Linked DNA regions of Homo sapiens: region 2 is linked to region 1. A link is an interaction called in ENCODE POLR2A ChIA-PET data of the cell type or tissue named here. Cell type or tissue: GM12878. All regions are shown on one strand. Links, peaks and the distances in the headings refer to the core of each region. The heading gives the core; the rest is flanking DNA. Region 1 overlaps MPZL1 (myelin protein zero like 1). Region 2 overlaps RCSD1 (RCSD domain containing 1).

Region 1 (5,384 bases), core at 134-5,133:
CACTTGACTCTAAAGCCCTGGGATTTCTTCTTGCCCTCCTCTATATATGTACTGTTCATCTCTCTCTCTCTCCTGCAAATGGTCTCCTTTCTTCAATCAACCATTCATTCTTTCAAACACACACTGAGACTCAGCCTCTAAATGTACTGGACAGCCTAGTGGAGACAAATAAACAAACATCTACAGTGCGGCTGCAGAAGCACCGTGGCTGGCCCCTGGGATGCACAAAGTGCTATTAGGAGACTTTCCACAGCGCAGGGCTTCCATTAAATACTAAAGGCTCAAAACATGAAGCAGGCAACACAAATGCCCCAGTTGCAGTTAGTTTGAATTGTATCATCTGCATAAAGCATCCAAACATTTCTTGGTTCTTAGCAAGCAGATGAAAATAAGGAACTTTTGGTAGGAAAAATCAGATTTTACTTCTGCTAGAGTACAGGGGACTAAAATGCTTAACATAAAGAACATGTTGAAAGCTCTGGAGGCATATCTGATAGATAAGAAAATAACACTCTCACATATTTTACACTTCCCAGGTGCTGAAATGGCATATTAAAATTGCTCTTCAGGAAAAAGACCACTGTACCTTAAACTTATCTTTCTGGGCTCTCAAATCTTATCAGGTTTATAGTATGTTTGAAGATATGTGAACCAAAATTTAACTGAAACCAGAAAAGCCAATACAATTATTACTAGAAGGACAGAACAAGAGATTGGAAAGAATACGCCTACGGTCGATGGCAATAAGAATATATTCCTCTCCTCCAAAATACAGCAAAAAATTTTTAAAAATTTAAAAATACTGATGCCTACTGAAACTACTGAAAAATACTAAATTACTCTATATGATATTATAATAATAGATATATGTCATTGTACATCTGTTGAAACCCATACAACGTACAACAGAAAGAAGGAACCCTAACGTAAATATAATGGTCTTTGGGTGATAATGATGTGTTACTGTAGGTTCACCAACTGTAACAATGTATCACTCTGGTGGGGGATACCAATAATAGGAGAGGCCATGGAGGAGACAGATGGGAAATCTGTACCTTCTGCTCTATTTTGCTGTAAACCATAACTGCTCTAAACAGTCTAACTCTTAAAAGAATACTAATGCCTGGGTCCCACCCCTACCTCCAGGAATTCTGATTTAATTGGTAAGGGGTATGGCCTGGGTATCAGGATTTTTAAAAGGCCCCCAGGTGATTTGAAACATGTAATTACTACCCAGCATACAAATGAGATGTTGGGACTTCACTTACGATGCTATTATACAATAAGACCATGCCTGAAGCAGACGAGCCACACCTTGCCTGGCATTTGATTGACTGTAGGTATAGGTATGTTCACTTGTAAAATACATTATTAGTGCACATGCATGAACCTGAACTTTTCAAAATACCAGGGCAGTGCTCTACTCAGCTTCTTAATCAATAACACACTTGTATAAGTTTACATGTCGGCAGAGAAATTACAAAAATCTACTTTATTCTGAAGACTGCACTGGCAGCCTGAGTTAACAGGACATTGGTGTCCAAAGTCCACGAATTATTCATATAACCACCCACAAGTGTGTGTGCTATTTTTTATTGTGATTTTAATGGTTTAAAATGTACTTTGGAAACAAATGAAATACGCACTAAGCATTTGGAAGCTCTAAAATGCAGCTGTGCCAGGTGCAGTGGCTCACGCCTATAATCCCAGCACTTTGGGAGGCTGAGGTGGGTGGATCGCTTGAGCTCAGGAGTTCAAGACCAGCCTGGGCAACATGGTGAAACCCCATCTCTACCAAAAATAAAAAAAATTAGCTGAGCCTCATGGCGCACACCTGTAATCTCAGCTACTTGGGAGGCTGAGCGGGGAGGATTGCTTGAGCCCAGGAGGCAGAGGTTGCAGCGAACGGAGATCACGCCACTGCACTCCAGCCTGGGCAACAGAGTGAGACTGTCTCAAATAAATAAATAAATAAACTCCAGCTGCTAGAATCTAATGAAGAGAGCTTGAAAATCACTGTTCTGCTTGGTTTTAAGAAATTCAAAGGCCAGGCGCAGTGGCTCACACCTGTAATCCCAACACTTTGGGAAGCTGAGGCAGGTGGATCACCTGAGGTCAGGAGTTCGAGACCAACCTGGCCAACATGGTGAAATCCCATCTCTACTAAAAATACGAAAATTAGCCCGGCGTGATGGCGGGCACCTGTAATCCCAGCTACCTGGGAGACTGAGGTAGGAGAATCGCTTAAACCTGGGAGGCGGAGGTTGCAGTGAGCCGAGATCGCACCGCTGCACTCCATCCAGCCTGGGTGACAGAGCGAGACTCCGTCTCAAAAAAAAAAAAAGAAATTCAAGTTTACTTCAGGGTGTAAAACCAGTCTGCTGCAGCTGGACAAACGGCCTAACCACAAACCAATCACCCAGGGGAGGGTAAATTAAATGGAGAAAGAAATACTTCGCCTTTTTTACAGCCATGGGTACTTTCGAGATATGTTTACTGTCGAGTTATCCTTTGGACACGTTTTTAATGAGATCTGAATTCAATGCTGATTTGTCCATGACAATTTCTTATTGAAAACACATTTAAAAGCTCCTCCATTGCTTCATAAAGTCCATCATTCTCAGCATGGCACACTAGGCTTTTCAAAGTAACCCTCCTTTTCCTGCTTTACATTTGGCAAAGGCTGTTGGTGGCGAGCTGGTATCAGCTTGCTCTCACTTCCTTCAACATGCCACGCAGCCAGCTTACCTCAGGGCTATACTCACACAGCTTGGAACAAGGCCCACCTCTGAAAGCTTACAGAATTTCAAGACTCCACCTGAACGTGACTTTGGTAAAGCCCTCCCTGATCTTACCACCTTTTCTTCTGCCACACTCTTCAGTAATTCTCACACGACTCTATGGCTGTAGTCTACCGAAGACACACCTTTCAGTGAAAAGCACAATCTCCCTTGCAATTAACTTCAGCTCCCCTGTTAGACTCACAACTCCTTGAGCCATGGAACTACACCTTACTTGGCTTCAGTGTGCCTAGCACCTACTACACTTCCTGGTGGTCAGAGAGCTCTCAAAGAACACTTCAAAAGGAGTGAACAGATAACACTAAATTTTTTGGATTCCTGTAAAGTGAAGTTATGATTAATGAAACATATAAGCACTATTTTTTTTCCTAAAATAAGGAAACCAACCTGCCCTTAAATGGATGCCTGACCCCAGTCAAGCTCTCTCTGGCTCCTAGAAAAATCTGGCAAAAGAGTATTGATTAATCAGCACTGATTCATCACTGCCAGAAAGAGTTCAAAGTGTAAACACTCACCCTTGAACAGAAAGTAAAATATGAGGGAGGAATGGAAACATCTGCCCCTGCTTCCTATTGAGATGCTGGCTTTATCAGAATTTTTAAAAGACAGTATCAACTGAACAATTCATTTATTGAATATATAATAAGTCCTAAGTTCTGAGTGGGATGAGTCTCATTAGATACTGTACATGGAAATATACACAAGAATGTGTACAACAAACTTTGTGTCCTACAGTGTGCAGGGTATGGCACAGTGCAGGGCATGGGAAAATGGCCCTCCAAGCAGGGAGTCAGCACTGCCTGGTCTGTATCTTATTGTTATTTATGCCACCTTATCTTCCCTAAGGTAAGTTCCTACTAAACCATCCCCCTGAAGTAGCAAATAGACTATATGTAGCTAATTAAAGTCAAAATTTGAAAAATGAAGAGGTCAGGGAATATTTTATGAAAGATGCACTTGAATTTTATCTGGTATACTGAGAAGACTCAAAATAGATTGAAAGGGCATTTTGCAGAGACAGAAAAACATGAGATGATGTTTAAAGATGAATTATGAAGATGAATTTGGCTGGAATAGAGGAAAAGTTTTAAGATGAAAAGGTAGTCTGAATTCAGATGAGCTGGAACTTGATCCTGTAGGAAGTGGGCATCACGGAGGATTCTTAAGCAGGCTTGATATAGTAACAGTGGACTTTTTGGTTGAGTTGTAAAGATACACAAAAAAGGGAGGAAAAGAAGAGACATTTGGAATAATTACTGGAAAATTTATTGGAATAATTTTTTCCCCAAAGGATTTTTGTTAGTTTCATTCTGCCTCCAATACTGGAAAAATAGAAAAATTTCCATGAGTGACTCATCTCTAAATCTTTCAAAAACAATACTACTAACAAATGAAATTATTTTTACATGTATAAACCTGCAAATTGACTTTAGATATGTGAGGGATATTTTTAAAAACTAAGTATTGCATACATTTAATTTCTTTTCTTTTTTTTTTTTTTTTGAGATGGAGTCTCGTCCTGTCGCCCAGGCTGGAGTGCAATGGTGCCATCTCGGCTCACTGCAACCTCTGCCTCCTAGGTTCAAGCGATTCTCCTGCCTCAGCCTCCTGAGTAGCTGGGATTACAGGCGCGAGCCACCACGCCCGGCTAATTTTTTGTATCTTTAGTAGAGATGGGGTTTCACCATGTTGGCCAGGATGGTCTCGAACTCCTGACCTCAAGTGATCCGCCCACCTCAGCCTCCCAAAGTGCTGGGATTACAGACGTGAGCCACCGCGCCCGGCGCATACATTTAATTTCTGATAGTAAGTAATTCTACATGATTATATCTGTCAAATGACTACTCCATGTTCCTTGAAGTTATTTTTTTAAACATCACAACCATTTTGATGGGACTCTTACTAAAATGTATTATTTTCCTTCTGTCTTCATAAAAAGATAATATGGTGAGTGAAAGTTTAAGGAGAAACATGATAGTTGCCTAGTTTCAAAGAATTACCCATAAGATAGTTATTAATTACAAAGGGGAAAAAAATAGTTACTTTAGAGTGGAGAAACATGGCAGACAACACCTTAACCAAGGATCAAAGTCAACATCACCAGCAGTGGAACAAATAAGCAGCACCTTTCTCCTTAGATCAGGTACTGAGAAGAACAGAACATTACTTCCGTGGTGTTCCTGCCAAATATGGATAGCCTAAATCATCAGACACACTTGAATGAGGGGCAATCTACTATGTAACTGGCTTATATAATATACATTAAAAATATTAATGTAAAACTTTAAAGAAAATGACTCAGGAAATGCTGCAGACTAAAGGTGATGAAAGAGACATGATGGCTAAGTGAATCACATGATTCTGGATTTTCTTCTGCTCTAATGGACATTATTGGATCAACGGGCATCATCCAAATAAACTCTATATATTAGATAACAGTACTGTTACTGTTTCAATATTCATTTCCTAATTTTGATAATTACACTGTGGTTATATAACATGATGTCCTTAGTCTTCAGGAAATACATGTTAAATTATTTATAAATAAAGGAACGGCATTTTTACTGCTTCCATGTGGTACAG
Region 2 (5,384 bases), core at 259-5,258, 76 kb after region 1:
CCAGCCTTTGGGCTATGGTTTAGGGAAACAAGGCCCCAGGGAAGGCCTCATCATCTGCAGCTTAAGAGAAGATGCAGTGAGAGAGCCCAGTGTGGGGCTGGAAGAACTATGCTCTTGGCCAAAAGGAAGTTTCTCTCTCTCACCAGAAATAGGCCAGAGCCCAGAGCCTCAAAGGTCTGAGGTATGTTTGCTTCTTCACTCCTCCAGAACTGAAGGGGATCACCCCTTCCAGTGTGACCACGCTTAAATCATCACTTCAAAAAGACCACCATAGAATCTCTCTGAAATACTGCAATGACTCTAGAATCTTCCTTTATGTCCTTAGTTATCCCTAGTTCTTCAATGTATCCCAATGTTTGACCATTACTATCCTAGGAGGATGGAAAGGGTTCTGGACTGGGAACCAGGTAGGTCCATTTGACCTGCTCATCTACCAGAGTACCTCCTATGTGGGAGGCACTGTCCTTACAGCCTTTGATATATTTTCTGTAATTCTTACCTCTCTAAAAGAGGAAACTGGGGCCTAGAGTTGCTAAGTAAGTTACTATTCAAGTCAGTAAGTGCAGGCATGAGAATTTTCTGGATTCCAAAGCTCTTTCCACACCAACATGCTGTACTAACTCTATGCCTTTACTGGAAGAGTTAACTTAGTCTCTTGTTAATAGGCATTTACTGGTCTAGGCCCTGAGATACATCAGTGAACAAGACAGTCCTTGCCCTTCAGAAGTTGCTACTTCAGCAATAAACAGGTACACAGCGAAACCATAAGACGCTTTGTTAAACGCTGTGAAGAAAATAAAACAGGGCACTTATTTTATGGGAATGTGGGAAGACATCTCTGAAGAGAGAGCACATGAGTTGAATCCCAGTTGGGGAAAAGAGAAAAGGAAAATTGTTCTGAGCAGAAGCACAGACAGAAACAAAGGTTGAGGGGCAGAGAAAAGAGAAGGGTGGCAGGGACAACAAGAGGGGGCGGGAAGATGCGAGTGGTAGTGTGAGGCCAGCTACATTGGGCCTCATGGACCAGAGCGCGCAGTTTGTGTTTTATCTTGAACCAGCAGGATGTCATTTGGAGGGTTTCAAGGAGGGACGTGACCTGAGTCGCGCATCAAGGAGCTGTCTGTGGAGGAGGGACAGGAGTGGAAGAGGGTGAGCAGAGGCAGGTGCTGGCAGCGGTCCAGCTGAGATTGGGTGCGGGAGTGAACAGGGCTTGTGCAGGGGGATGGGATTTGAAGGTCAGGCTGCTGGGAATTACTGATGCATGGGTGTGAGCAAGGGAAAGAGAAGAATCATGGATGACTCCTGAAGGTTTGACTTGGATAACGGGATGCATGGGGTATTTGCTTCTGGGTTGAAAGCCATGTTGGGGAGAGAGGGGTGGGTGGGGCTAGTTGGGCAATGAATAGTTCTTCCTTGGTCATGAAAGTCTGACATGTCTATTAGACGTCTAAGTGGAGATGCAATGCAGGAGGTTGAATATATACCCAAGTCTGGAGTTCAGAGAAGTGTTTCAGGCCAGAAACAAAACTTGGAGAGTCACTAGCTAGAAATGGTAGTTGATGTTACGAGACTGCATAAAGTCAGAGGAAACAGAGAATAGGGAAGAGAAGAGGCCCAAAGACTGAGGTCTGGGATGTCTCCTTAGTCACCCTAAGCTGCCTTTCATTCTCAATGTGAGGGGACTGGTCCTGTTATTCCAGTGGGAGCCTGGAGGGCATTTTGGTGTAGAATGCAGATGGGATGGGCTTGAAAGGAAAATAAACCTCAGACTGCAAAATCACTAATCCAAAGGGAAAAGTCAAGCTGTGAAACGCATCAGGCAAATCTGCCTCCCACTTTATTCCTGAATAAGATAAACAAAGATTAAAAAGCGACATACCCCCCTCATAATTTTTCCCACTAGAAAATTCCTTGTGGGCCTCAAGATCTTTTCCCTAAACAGTTTTGTTGAATTTTACCCTGACAATGTAAATTGATAGCTTATCTTCACAGGTGCGGGACAAAGGACAGAACTCTAAGTCAGTCTCCTGCTCACCTGAGACAAATGCATATCAGATTGCTTCCTCTGATATAAAAATGCAGATTCACTGAGCTATGGAGGCAATAGGTGGACTGTTTCCTCTACTCATCTCTCACATGTAAATTGTGTATCTGGTGAAAGGCTGATCAAAGTCTGAAAAGAGTGAAACCATTTGTCTCTTATCTACCCACACCTTTTAAAAATTTCTTCCTGTTTCCCCAATATTCATCCTTTCCTCTTTAAATATTAAAGGCTTCAACATCATCTTTGGCGAAAGGCACAGACCTGCCTCCTGGGGGCACATGCTTAACTTTGGCAAAATAAACTTTCTGAATAAAGACCTGTCTCAGATAATTTTGGTTCACATGGCTTAGGGCCAGAAGATTTCTTTGGCTAAAGTGATAGAGGGTAAGAAATCCTGAATGTCACTCATGAATGTTGCGTGCCCCATCCACATTGTCGGGTCATTTAATCACCCCTTCCTGAGCATCTGTAGACACTGTAGAATGCATTGGGGTAACCGTGACGGCCCTCAAGGAGTGAACAGCCTTTTTCAGGGGTGAGGAGAATACAGAGAGGTAAAGAAGAACTGCAAGAAATAGATAAGGTAGAGGAATTGAAACAAGCATATATTAACAAATACATGTAATCAGATATCTCACACAGAACCAAAAAAGTCCCAGATGTCCCCTACCTAACCACTTGTAGGCTTTAAGGATCTGAAAATGGCAGGTCCTTGGTCTCTGCAACTGGCTCCCAGGGAGAATCCCAGGAGGTGCTCCACTCACACAAAGGACCCACACGCAGGCATTGAGCCTGGGAGTGTGTCCCTGTTTGGAACCTCCAGGGCTTCCCATTTGCTCCCAGGACTTGGCATTGTCACCCAATATTACGGACAGGGTTTAGCTGTTCTCACACTGTGGGAAACAGTCCTGGCTGCTTCAGTGGTTTTAAAATCAGCATAGTTCACAGCCTCTGGTGCCTGGGAGGGTCCTCCAGGTGGGGGTCTGTGGGTTTAGTAGTGATGGCTAGTGTCTGGGCAAATTCCCAGGTGCCAGCAGGGGACCATAGAGAAGAGGGAGATGTTCATCCAGAATGCCATTGCAGTGACAGGATTTTATCAGTGTAATTTGGGAGATGATGGTGGGAAATTTGTCTCTAAAATGTGCCAACTGTTGTACAAGCATAAAGAAAGAAAAGAAATTATTTTGAGTCTGGTGGGGGTGGGAAAGCACAAAGAACAACAAATTCAGAGTCAGATCTGGGTTTCAGTCTTGCTTCTGATATATGTTGGGTGTGAACCTCTCTGAGTCTCAGTTTCCTTGTTTGTAAATGAGGCCATTAACATCTATCATCCTTTGGTTCAACCCAATATGCAAACACTCATCTTGTTTTCTGGCAGTGGCACCGCCCTTCTTCCATGGATGGCAGGAAGGAGGCTGATGCACTGTCTGCCCTGGAGGGTGCACTATGCTTTACACTGCTCTATGAAGGGAAGCACAGAGCTCAGGCTTTGAGCCAGACTGTCTGGGTTCAAATCCCAGCTCTACATTTACTAGTTCTATGGCCTTGGACAAGTTACCTAACTTGTCCGTGCCTCAGATTGCCTATCTGTAAAACGGAATGATGATGATAGTAGTTATGTTACAGGCTCATTGGAAGGATTTAATGAGTTTTTGTAGGTGAAATGCTTAGAACAGGGCCTAGCATGTAGGAAGTGTTTGATAATTGTTAGCTATTACTGGATGTTGGCTATGGGGCTAGCAGCATTCCTGAATACTCTGAGGGATGCCTAGGCTTGCATCCTAGATGTCTAATCTTCTCCTGTCCTTCCATCCCATCTTGGATACAGAAGTCCCAGATAGAGCCCCAGCTAGCTAAGATGTGCTCCTTGCTGCTTGCAGCCATTCTTTGCTCAAGAATGGACCATCTGGACTCAGCGATTTTGGTGGGCTATTTTATTACTAAGGCAAGAGCTTAACAGACACTCTCACCCCAACCCTGAGCTCATATCATCCCTGAGAGATGGATGTGCGTGGTATCTAGCAATTAAAAAATAAATACAGCTGAGTTTCGTTTTATGGCTTTTAGGGTCACGACAAGGGTTTTGAATACTCACACATCCCAGCTGTCCAGAGCTCTGGGTCAAGTCAAACAGCTGAACCAAAATATCAAGTCCATGTCTGACATGGTTTGGCTGTGTCCCCGCCCAAATCTCATCTTGAATTCTAGCTCTAATAATTCTCATGTTTAATAGGAGGGACCAGGTGGGAGGTAATTGAATTATGGGAGCAGTTGTTTCCCATGCTGTTCTCATGGTAGTGAATAAGTCTCATGAAATCTGATGGTTTTATAAAGGGGAGTTCCCCTGCAAAAGCTCTCTTGCCTGCCGCCATGTAGGCCGTGTCTTTGCTTCTCTTTTGCCTTCCGCCATGCTTGTGAGGCCCACCCAGCCATGTGGAACTGTGAGTCCATTAAACCTCATTCCTTTATAAATTACCCAGTCTTGGGTATGCTTTTTTTTTTTTTTTTTTTTTTTTTCCGAGATGGAGTCTCATTCTGTCACCCTGGCTGAAGTGCAGTGGTGAGATCTCGGCTCACTGCAACCTCCACCTCCTGGGTTCAAGCAGCTCTCCTGCCTCAGCCTCCGAAGTAGCTGGGACTACAGGCACGTGCCACCAGGCCCAGCTAATTTTTTGTATTTTTAGTAGAGATGGGGTTTCACTGTGTTAGCCAGGATGGTCTTGATCTCCTGACTTTGTGATTCACCCACCTCAGCCTCCCAAAGTGCTGGGATTACAGGTGTGAGCCACCGCACCCGGCTGGATATGTCTTTATTAGCAGCATGAGAACAGACTAATACAATGTCCATTCACTGACAAATGGAGAAACAAAATGTGACACAGCCATACAGTGGAATATTTTTCACCTATAAAAAGGAATGAAGCTCTAATACATAGTAAATGTGATAAACCTTGAAAACATTACGCTAAGTGAAAGAAGCCCATCACAAAAGACCACATATTATGTGATTTCATTGTTATGACATGTCCAGAATAGGCAAATTCAGAGAGAAAGAAAGTAGGTTAATAGTTGCCTAGAGGAGATAGGAAGACAGGAGGTGGGGTGATAGCTAAAGCCTACAGGCTTTCTTCTTTTTCAGTGATGAAAATGTTCTAAAATTGACTGTGGTGGTGGTTGCACAGTCTGTGAACATACCAAAAAGTATTTCATTGTACACTTTAAATAGGTGACATGTATGTAAACGATATCTCAATAAAACTGTTATTTTTAAAAATTGTCAGGTCCTTACAGCCAGTCTGTTGGATTGTGGGTAGGAGGGGCCAATGGAGGGAAATTGGCT

What was found. Peaks named below come from ENCODE experiments on the same cell type or tissue, not always from the same donor. Only the 100,000 strongest peaks of a DNase experiment are listed, where the experiment ranks them.
Region 2: POLR2A ChIA-PET joins it to region 1 with 5 read pairs; 1 of 35 experiments calls an interaction of 5 or more read pairs at or near these places.

Annotation. Positions count from the first base shown.
Region 1 is chr1:167,750,591-167,755,974 of GRCh38, reverse strand. The region is part of intron 1 of MPZL1 (myelin protein zero like 1); the gene reads right to left. Among named protein-coding and RNA genes, the nearest start is that of MPZL1, 31 kb to the right of the region's middle. RefSeq lists an enhancer at 2,774-2,893. In GM12878, for the core only: no CTCF peak of the experiment used is centred there; a DNase peak (open chromatin) is centred at 2,644; H3K4me3 peaks cover 1,374 bases; H3K27ac peaks cover 1,490 bases.
Region 2 is chr1:167,674,385-167,679,768 of GRCh38, reverse strand. All of the region lies in intron 1 of RCSD1 (RCSD domain containing 1), which reads right to left. Among named protein-coding and RNA genes, the nearest start is that of TRP-CGG1-1, 38 kb to the left of the region's middle. In GM12878, for the core only: a CTCF peak has its summit at 3,475; DNase peaks (open chromatin) are centred at 2,828 and 3,328; H3K4me3 peaks cover 550 bases; H3K27ac peaks cover 5,000 bases.